Regions from separate parts of the Homo sapiens genome. Here region 2 is linked to region 1. Evidence: read pairs that join two places in POLR2A ChIA-PET (ENCODE). Cell type or tissue: OCI-LY7. All regions are shown on one strand. Each heading gives the region's core, and the rest is flanking DNA. Links, peaks and the distances in the headings are about the cores only.

Region 1 (5,375 bases), core at 142-5,141:
GCACTGAGAGGCCTATTTTATAATTTTAAAACTTGTTAAGTTTCTTTGGTCACCATTAATCTCTGCCACAATCACATGTATCACTCAGGCCACCACTACCAACATTACTTCTTAGTTTCATTCAAAGGAATGTTGTCAAATATGTGGATTTCTCCTACCCTCAAATCCAGATAAAGCAATGGGCATTTTGATGAATACAAAATGTGGAATTAGTTTTTTAGCTAAAAAACAATTGCTCAAGATCTTCGTTGGCCCGGAAGGATAATTTCTTTCTAAGTACAGTGTGCTGGGCTTCTCCCCTCCCAACTTAGAATGCAGATAGCAGTTCAGGAACAGTTTTTAATAATCTAACTTCACAATAGACAGATGTGGTGGGTATTAATATAACAGAAATAAACTATTATAAGCTACTGCTCACTGTGAGCTCTGTGCTGTGCTGGGTAGTTCTCTCCTGTTATCGCATTTGCTTAATTGCACAACTAATGTTTACTCAGTGTTTGGTACTTCTTCTAAATGCAGCTTAGCATAGTACAGAGGTTGTCAAATGTCAGTGGACTTTGGAATTACCTAGAGAGAATGTGACAAATGTGTCCCCACCTCCAGAGTTGCTGATTCAGCTGATGGGGATGAGGGTTGAGAATCTGCATTCCTAACACATTCTCAGGTGATGTTGATGCTGCTGGTCTGGGGACCACACTTTGAGATCACTGACATTGTAGTTAAAAGCAGTGACTTTGCTATCAGACTGATTTGGTTTGAGTCCTCTAACTTTGGATACATTTTGTAACCTCTTGCCATTTCATTTCCTCATCTGTAAAATTATACCTCCAACATTAGCTATTTTGGGGATTAAATGATATATATGTGTAGTGTTTAGTACAGTTTTTTATGTGTTAGAACTCAGTAAATGTTAACTGCTACTACTGCAGCAATTACTACAGTGCTACTGTTACTACTAAATAGAATTAGAAAATGACTGATTTTAAAATCATTTTTAAATTGTCAATGCCACCTCTTCTCTCTACCTAGAGCTGAGTGCCAACATCTGTTATGACATCATAATGAGATTAATAACTAAGACCCTAAGGAATAATATATTGGATTTTTCATATTATTATGAAGGTTCTCCATCACAACTTAAGAAAAATATGTAAACTATGTGTCATTTTATATTTTAAAATTATTATTATTATTAGTTATTGGAGACAGGTTCTCACTCTGTCAGCCAGATTAGAGTGCAGTGGTGTGCTCATAGCTCACTGTAACCTTGAACTCCTGGGACCAAGTGATACTCTAGTCCAGCTAATTTTTCTTTTTTTTTGAGACAGGGTCTCACTCTATTGCCCAGGCTGGAGTACAGTGGTGTGATCATGGCTCACTGCAGCCTCCATCTCCCAGGTTCAAGTGATTCTCTTACCTCAGCCTCCCAAGTAGCTGGGACTACAGTTGTTTGCTACCACACCCACCTAAATTTTGTATTTTTTTGTAGAGACAGGGTTTTACCATGTTGCCCAGGCAGGTCTCAAACTCCTGGTCCTAAGTGATCCTCCCACCTTGGCCTCCTAAAGTGCTAGGATTACAGGCATGAGACACCAGGCTTGGTCATATTTTTTTTTTTTTTTCTTTTTGAGACGGAGTTTCACTCTGTCACCTAGGCTGGAGTGCAATGGCATGATCTCGGCTCACCACAGCCTCTGCCTCTGGGTTCAAGTGATTCTCCTGCCTCAGCCTCCCAAGTAGCTGGGATTACAGGAGCCCACCACCATGCCCAGCTAATTTTTGTATTTTTAGTAGAGATGAGGGTTCACCCTGTTGGCCAGGCTGGTCTCAAACTCCTGACCTCAGGTGATCCACCTACCTCGGCCTTCCAAAGTGCTGGGATTACAGGTGTGAGCCACCATGCCCAGCCCTGGTCATCACTTTTAATAAGAAACACAACCCTGAAAAGAATCTCTAGGGAAGGAAGTTGTAATTGACTCAATTTATTAACTTCACTAAACATTATTGAATATATTATTATGGGCTAACTAAAAAATAATTCCATTCAGTGGTCACACACACACACACATGCCCCAAAACAAACAAACAAAAACAAACAGGAACCTTCATGAAATATTGCTTAGTCATAAGAAATATTTTATAAGAGTTACCATATACTTTGGCCATAGAAAATTCCAATAACTCATTCAAATGAAATTAGCCTGCCACTAATCTGCAAAACGATAAGAGTGTCAGAGATGGCATAATATATAAGTTGGAAAGATGCTTATCACCTATTAACCACATACTGATGTAGCACTGCTATCAGTTGTATGATTGCAGACACCTGGAAGGTCATCCTAGCCTCTTTCAACCACTGGCATCTAGATTCTTGTTATAGGCTGAATGTGTCCCTGCCAAGTTCATATGTCGAAATTATAGCCCCCTCTGTGATGACATTAGGAGGTGGGACATTGGGAGGTGATTAGGTCATAAGAGGGGAGCCCTCATGAGTGGGATTAGTGCCCTTATAAGAAGATAAGTAAGAGAGATGATCTCTCTGGACTATGTAAGAATACACAAAAAGACAGTCTTCTACAAACCAAGAAGAGGGCAATTCACCAGCTTCCAGAGCTGCGAGAAATACATGTTTGTTGTTGAAGCCACACAGCCTGTGGTATTCTATTATAGCAGCCCAAACTGTTCAAGGCAATTCTTTTTTAGGTTTATACAGAGCTACTAAAAAATAAAACTGGTAAGTTAACACCAAAGGTTTCATCCAAATCATTTAAAACAAGGGTGGTAATAGTCACATTAAAGAAATGTAACTTTCTATGTTGGCTTTGAATGCTCTAATATCCATAATGAGATTTTAAAAAAATAATACACGCACTTGGATTCTTTGCTTTGCAGGTCTCTTGGACATTTAAGTAGAAGTGACATTTATTACCCAATGCTTACTAATACTGTAGTTCGGGGATGGGCAAACTACAGCCCCCTTTCCCCACCTCTGTCATTTTCTAAATAAAGTTTTATTGGAACACAGCCACTCTCTTTCTTTCACATATTGTCTCAGGCTACATTTATGCTACAGAAGGGTTGCCAACCTCTGCTGTAGACAGTTACTTGGAACACTTTGCAGAGAAATGTGGCAAGGAGAAATGTAATCTCTTTCCTAGAAATATCTACCCAAAGAGGTAATTTATATTCAGTAAAATAGTGTCCTAGTACAGTAACAAATTAGCCTTACAGTTGATTTCCTGTTAACTTCAGACTGAAATATTCACTAGCCCTTCTGAATGCTCAGTGTCATTACAATGATGTATCCACCAGCCATGGGCAACACTCTACTCTGGGCCAGGAGTTGTCCTCAGTTTTGCATTATTCTTGCTTAATTTTAAAAGTCAAACTTACATTTATTAAGGTTAATAAAGTCCCAGAACCTCATCAATGGCTAAATAACCTTTCTCTGGAAACCACATTGTTTTTTTCAGAAGTAGTACTTCCCTTTAAGCATCTATAAACCTATTTTATTTTATAGAACATGGTATTGGCCTGCCTTTAAAAATGAGTTCCTTTTTTTTTTTTTTGAGACAGAGTCTAGCTCTGTGGCCCAGGCCCAGGGTGGTGTGCAGTGGCACGATCTCAGCTCACTGTAATCTCTGCCTCCCAGGTTCAAGCGATTATCCTGCCTCAGCCTCCTGAGTAGGTGGGATTGCGTGCACCACCATGCCAGGCTGATTTTTGTATTTTTAGTAGAGATGGGGTTTCACCATGTTGGCCAGGCTGATCTCAGACTCTAAGTTTCTATTTCTTTAACAAATGTCTTTCCAAGTACTTGAGGTACAATTTCTATGATGCTTCCAAAAAAAAAAATTAACACATATTTGTTGGGTGAATAGAGAGTATGTATCAGAGTGGGAGGAACATGAGAGTTCAACTCTCAGAAGTTCCACTTCCTGCTAGTGTATGATAACCCTCTGAGCCTCAATTTCCTTATCCTTAAAATAAAAGTAATCTCTATGTCATAAGATTGTGGTCAGGATTTTAAACAATGCATGTAAAATGCATAGTGAGAGCCAGACACTTTACAAGTGGTGATTTAGTGAATGCCAGTGAAGTGGGCTTAGTTATTTTTCTTTTCAGATTTCTTTTTGATTTAGTTGGATTTTCTTAGAGGTGAACTAGATGCTTAAAAGTAGTCATGCTTAAATTTATTCAGGCAAACTTTAACAAATTTAAGATACCGTGCCTTATACTGAAACAACAGTTTCAAGACACAGTTTGTAGCTTGAACTGGAAAGAGAATATGAAGATAAAGGACACCAGAAGGCTCTGGCACAGCTCTGGTGTCGCCGACGCTACTTAGAGCCCTAACTCCCTTACCCTCTTTCCCCAGCCTTTCAGTGCTTCACAGATGCTTGCCATTGGTCACACAGTGGCCAGAGAATGAGTGTTTGGATGATTGTCTGTCAATCCTCCATCCTGAGAAGAGAGGCAATAATTACCCCTGCCCAGATGATCCACAGCCATGGAAGGCATTCATTCCATCCTTTGGGGCAGTGATGCTTAGAAAAGCCCTCACCTGATGGCAGGCTGAAAGATCTGAATTGCAGTCCCAGTTCCGCAACCCGTCAGCTATGCAACCCCAGACACAGCAATCTGCACCATTCTGAGTCCTAAGTGTCTTCAGCAAATTAAATGAGATATCTGTGATCCTTCCAGATTTATAGCCTTTTCCATCAGGGAAGTGAAGTATATGCATGAACTTTAAAGGAATAGGGGGCTATATGCCAGCCTAAAATATCCATTCTGATTTGGGACAGGTTTCTCAGACATTTATTCTCAAGATATCCCACATTGGCTCTTTTCTCAGCTGCTAAGATCTGACCCTTGCAATAATCAGGTTTCCAGAGGTATGGAACACAACAAATTAGTAGGCCCTAGAGGGCTACTAATGGCTGTCTCCCACCTATGTAAATACACATAAATAATCACTCAGTCATCCATTCTAGAATCTTGCTAGTGTTTGCATTATACTGACTGGTGGAGCATCTCAAATCTGAAACTTGAAATGCTCCAGTGAGTATTTCTTGTCAGCGTTCAAAAGTTTCAGATTTTGGAGCATTTTGGATTTTGGATTTTTAGATTTGGGATGCTCAGCATGTATAAGAAATAAATTTTTGTTTTTGTTTTTTAATAAATTACCTAGTCTCAGGTATTCTGTTATAGAGCAGAAGCCAGGCTAAGACTGTGTTCATAATAGTGGCTCATCATTTGTTTGGCAATATATTTGTTATTAAAATATTTCACTGTGACAATACTCACTGTGATAAATTTTATTCTACAAACAACTTTCTTTAGGGTATTTTTTTACAATCTGAGGATTATACAAA
Region 2 (5,375 bases), core at 257-5,256, 400 kb after region 1:
AGCATTCGGTGACGTCAGATGCAGGGTACCTGGCTCTCTCCCAGGCTCCATGGACCACCCAATGAGTCAGAAAGCAGGCAGGGTGTCTCTTGCCCTTACCTGTTGGGTCATGAGCACTGGAATCTGGTCCCATGGCCTCCAACAGAAGCTCTAGGATCTTCTCTGGGGTGCCAGACATCACTGTATACCTAGCAGAAATGGCCAATCTTTGGCACTGGTGCCACTACTCCCCACTCCCACACCTGGGCAGACATCAATAATCAATTACATCATTTTTCTCCATTAGCCAGCCCTGTCCCACCTTAGGGCAGGGAGGAGACTGGCTCAGCAGGCACATCCTGGTCCCTCAATACCTCTCCATCCACAAGTGGCCAGAGGGCAGGGATATGACACAGGGGAAGGGAGCAAAGATTGGGAAATGAAAGGAGGGACAGTGTGGAGAGGGAGCATGGCAGGTGTATTACCGGTTCCTGCCTGGGGTTGGGGGTCGGGAAGGGCCGGCGCCCTGAGAGGCTCTCTCCAGCACCAGCACCACTTTGCCATGTTCTTCCAGCCGCATGGTCTTTGCCTCCACATCCTGGAGAACAGGCCACATCCCATGCTCAACTCATGATGTTCCAGCTTTAGACCCTCTCATCTACCTCCTTCATTCCAGCCCCTGAGCCCCATGAGGGTCCCACAGGGACCCACAGCCCTTCTCCCACCTCCGACTTTGGCTCCACCTCCTCAGCCTTCCCTACCTTCCATGCATCCTGCCTCCCCCACAGCCTAGTCCCCCGCCCCCTGCATGCCCATCCTTCCCCTGGTCTCCCACACTGAGCCTGAAGTCACTGGTCTCACTGAACTCCTTCTGTGCCTTATGGGCTTCACCTTCTCACACACACCCAGGGCTATGGTCCCACTGCCAGCTGTCATAGCCCAGCATCTCTTACCTGCCCTGCTTCTTACAGGCCCTCTGCTCTGGTCCCTACTCCTCTCTCCACATCACTTCTCTGGACGAATGGCCCCTGCCCTCCCCAACCCCAGCAGCAGCACCTTGATGATACGGTTGAAGTCCTGCTTGTCCACACGCAGGAAATGACAGTTGTCTTCTCGCAGGATGATGGTGGCTGCCCGGGGTGCATCATTCACCAGAGCCAGCTGTCCAAAATCATCTCCCTCATGCAGGGTGGTCACCAGCCCCTGCAGCCAGGCCTCAGTCTCAGCCCGCCCCTGCCGCCCCTGCCGCCCCCAGCTCTTGCCAGGACAGACCCACGGCAGGAGAACAACCCACACAGGAGACACGGGGTCAGCAGCAGTAGATCAACAAAGGCACTGCCCATGAGGACATGGACCAGGGAGCAGTTAGGACCCAGGGCACTGGGGTGGGGAGGAGGGAGGGCTCACCTTGCCATGGGTCACCACGTTGACAGATCCCTTCCAGATAATGTACCACGAAGTGCCCTTGTCCCCCTGGCTGAACACTGACAGAAGCATACCTCAGACCGGGCCCTCCTGGCACCTACCATTCCTTCACACATCCTTCTGCCCATGTCCAGGCCCTGTGCCTGGCTTCTTATGCCCTGCTGGACTTACACACGGTCCCTGCCTTGCTGTGTGGTTCAAAGAGCAGAACAGCCGCTAATTCTCGCTTCACCTGTGTGGTGGAGATAGGAGAGTCGGTGGCGACAAGTTCATGTGCAGAGCAGCCAGGCTTTTGCTAGGGGTGTGGTTAGGTCCAAAGACACAAGTGCTGGGGGACAAAGATGTGGCCAGGTCAGGTGTTCCCAGGATTCAGCAGGAGACAAAGCAAGTGGAGAAAATGGGCTGAGAGAGGCGGAAGGATTTTCAGACAGGGCAGCGCCGGGGGCAAGAAATCAGACTGAAAATTTCCAGCCATAGATGGAAGTGGAGAAATGCCCTCTGGCCCAGCAGTTGGAGTTTCAGGGAAGTCACAGGAAGAGAAGATGCCTGGTACGGGGCAGGGCTGGGAGGGGCAGGACTGACCGAGTTGGAGAGGTGGGCCACAGCCTTGATGTGCAGCAGCTCCTCAAAGATGAGGTCCAGCTCTTCATCCGTGCGCTGACCTGGGCTGCAGGGACAGGAGGAATGGGAGCACACTGTGAACTGTGGGCCCGTCAGGTGCAGGGAGCCACTCCACCCACCCAGCCGATGCCTGTGCCAGACGGTGCCTCAGCAGTGACAGTTATCAGCAGCAGCTAACCTTTACTGAGTGCGCACATGTGGCAGCGCTTGTGATGAGCATTTTGCATGCATTGTTTCACAACAACCCTAAGGAGTGGTTCTATCATCCTCACTTGACAGAACAGGAACTAGCATGAGGAGGCTCAAGGTCACCCAGCCAGTAGCCAGTCCAGCTGGAATTTGAACCTGGACCCACCGGACTGCAGTTTCCAAAACCCACTTGCTTTCAGCCACAACTGTGTCTCTGAGTGGGAAGGGTCCTCAGAGATCCCCCTGGTCCAACATCCTCATCTACAGAGGAAGAAACTGACTTGGGGGGGTTTGGGAGTGTGGAGGGATCCAGGTCACACAGTGAGTCCGTGGCAGTCAGCGCCAGGGGCTTCTGGGCCAGCCAGGTTCCCTTCCCTCCACAACAGGTAAGGGATGCCCCCAGAGATCAATCTGAGAAACCGTGAAATCTGAGTGCTGTGTGAGGCCTGGGGTCACGGGGTGCAGGGATTCTGACTCACGGCTTTCGAAGTGCCACAGTGAGCAGGGCGTCAGGCCCCCGCTGGGAGAGCAGGGCCACAGCTTCGGCCAACTCCTCCTCCATCTCATGAGTTCTCACGGGCTCGGGCTCGGGCCCGGGGAACCGGTAGAATTGGGCATCTCGGTCCTGGAAGGCCCAGTCGTGTTTCACTGGGGGGCAGAGGCCCAGGCGTGGGGGAGGAGAGGAAATTGAGGCTATGTGGGTATGAAACCCCACTGCGATGCCACCCCTCAGCACTCCCCAAGTAGTGCCTGCTTCCCAGGACTGCCCTGTCCTGTCCCCCTCACTGCCCAGCCCAGCCCGGGGCACCCCACCCTGGGCTCGGGCTCACCATGGCAGAGGGCACCTTCATCCAGCAGCACCTGGCAGATTCCCACAACTTGGCTCCGGGAATGGACCCCAAGTCCCAGGGCCAAGATCCCATCCACCAGCTCCCGGCCAGAGCAGCACTGCCTATGGAAGGTAGAAGGGGACAGGCCAGTGGAAGGAGGGTGGCAGGGAGAGGGAGGAACTATGCATTAGAAAGGCACCCTCTGAGGCCCAAGCCTGGTTCGTCCCTGTGCTAGAAGCAGGGTGAGGCCCAGGTGCCTGACATAAAGTGGAACGGAGAGAAAGCAGTGAGGCTGGGCAAGGAGGCAGCAGGGCCTCCACTCACCGATAGAGCCTAAGGTGGTACTTCCGGTCTCGGATGAGGTTTGGGCAGGTGGCCAGCAGATGCCGATGCAGCTGCCTCCCAGCCCTGAGCACCCGCTCTGTGGAGGCCTTAGAGGGAGGAAGGGCACAGCAGTTCAGGCTCTGAACCCCTCATGGTGCTGCCTGTCCCAGCTCCACCCTGCCCAGGCTTCTACCTGCTCCAGGCTCTCGCTGAAATCCAGGGACTCCTCGCTGTTGGTGAGTGGTGTCTGGGGGCAGCAGGGAAAGCGTGCACATCAGTGTGAGGTCTTCAAGCCCAGCTCTTGGATACCTCCCCTCCCCCATCACTCCCACTCTTGCCTAGGCCCCAACCCCAAATGCATCCATGTGGCCACTCCTTCAGCAAATAAACAAATATTCACTCAGCACCCTGTGCCCCGGGCATCGCCTCTTCCCACCCTGCCATCCTGATCACCAAACCCAACTCAAGGACTGCCTCCCTACAGTTGAGAGCCCTAAGACACCCATTCTGCTTACTCAGGGCCCAGGTGTGCCCATGCCCCCAGGTGAACTGCCCCTGTTGGGGGAAAGAAGTGAGGGAGCTGGAAGGAGCATGAGGACATGAGATAAGAAGACCTGGGAGATGGGAGCCAGGATGTGAGCAGCTCAGGAGGCCTGGGAACATCCGCTCCTGGGCTGGGGTCACAGACCTGATCCCCAGCCAGGTTCTGTGTCCTTCCACAGGCCCATGAGCAGGTGTCTTGCCATCTCTGGGCCTCGGATCAGCCTGGTTGTCAAAACACAAACCCTGGAGCCAGGCTCCTGGATTAAAATCTCTGCTTCCCCACTGATGGCAGATGTGACCTGAAACAAATGATTTAACCTCTCCCTCCCTACCTGAGTCTCCTGAACTGTAAAATCTACAAAGCACTAATAATACCGACTCATGAGGTTTTGGGAGAATTAAATGAGTTGCTACACATCGAATGTTTAAAGCATTGCCTGGCATATAGTTGTATGCACATGTTAGCTAGTACTCATCTGTGAGGCATTAGGGTGGGGCTGCTTGCTGGAAAGCGTCTTTCTTCTCTGAGATGTTGCTAGCCTGTGCCCTGCGAGAGTGAATAAGTCCTTGGTGGCACACAGGACTGGCTCAGGAAGACGCACTTTATCATGGAAACACTGCTTAGTAAGGATTCCCTGCCCTTGGTAACAAGCCATTTGGAACTCCCGGGCCTGTACGCCCTGGAATAATGGCCATGAAAGCCCCTCACGACCCTTCTCTTCCTACCACCTGAGAATCTGGGGTTTGTGGACATCTCTGGACAGGATGCTCTACCATCTACGAGCCCTCTCAAAGGGCTCACTTTACAGTTTACAAAGCACTTTACAGTTTACAAAGCACAATCGCCCCCTTGATTTCATTGGATCTCATGTAAAATAGGATCAGATGTGAAATAGGCAGAGCAGGCATTGTCTGTCCTCTGTCACTTACAAGGAAATAAAAGCCTGGAGGTGAGGTACCTTGTGTAACTCAGTTGCGCATACTTCGGACAGCCAGACAGCTGTGGAGAAGTTCAAGTTCCCACCCAGAAGTGCTCCCATTCTCAGTCTCCCTACACCCACCCCACCTGCCCCTTTCCTCTCCCCTCACCAGCCACCTCTCTCCTAGCTTCCCATCTGGCTTCAGGTCCCTGAAAAGGACCTGCTGGGGAGTTGCAGTACAACCAGTCCTGGTGCTGGCAGGGCCCTGGGCACAGGCATCTTGGCACTGCGTGCCCAAGCAGAGGCCTGAGGTCTGGCATGTGCAGGCGCCTGGCCCAGGGCTGGGCGGAAGTCACTAGGTGTCCCAAGGGTATCCCTGCCCGGGTCATGGGGCCCAGCCCAGTGCCAGACACAGAGCCCTGGAGACTTAACGACAGGAAATGAGAAGGAGGAGGAGCCAGGGAAGGGAGGAAGGGCAGGAATGCTACCCAGCCAGCCCCCTGTGTCGGAACAAACAGTGCCTGAGTGCTAATGACTTGTTGTT

What was found. ChIA-PET counts read pairs that join two places held together with the same protein. Peaks named below come from ENCODE experiments on the same cell type or tissue, not always from the same donor. Only the 100,000 strongest peaks of a DNase experiment are listed, where the experiment ranks them.
Region 2: POLR2A ChIA-PET joins it to region 1 with 8 read pairs; 2 of 35 experiments call an interaction of 5 or more read pairs at or near these places.

The regions. Positions count from the first base shown.
Region 1 is chr12:47,346,285-47,351,659 of GRCh38, forward strand. It overlaps LOC124900322 (small nucleolar RNA SNORA64/SNORA10 family), which reads right to left and starts at 13; the gene lies at 1-13. In OCI-LY7, for the core only: no CTCF peak of the experiment used is centred there; no DNase peak of the experiment used is centred there.
Region 2 is chr12:47,748,355-47,753,729 of GRCh38, forward strand. RAPGEF3 (Rap guanine nucleotide exchange factor 3) reads right to left here. Exons shown (of 28, transcript NM_001098531.4): 3 at 3,562-3,615; 4 at 3,369-3,475; 5 at 3,045-3,166; 6 at 2,694-2,862; 7 at 1,987-2,071; 8 at 1,576-1,636; 9 at 1,387-1,463; 10 at 1,036-1,182; 11 at 465-577; 12 at 100-188. Among named protein-coding and RNA genes, the nearest start is that of RAPGEF3, 7.8 kb to the right of the region's middle. RefSeq lists enhancers at 4,106-4,647, 5,132-5,375. In OCI-LY7, for the core only: no CTCF peak of the experiment used is centred there; DNase peaks (open chromatin) are centred at 2,227 and 3,347.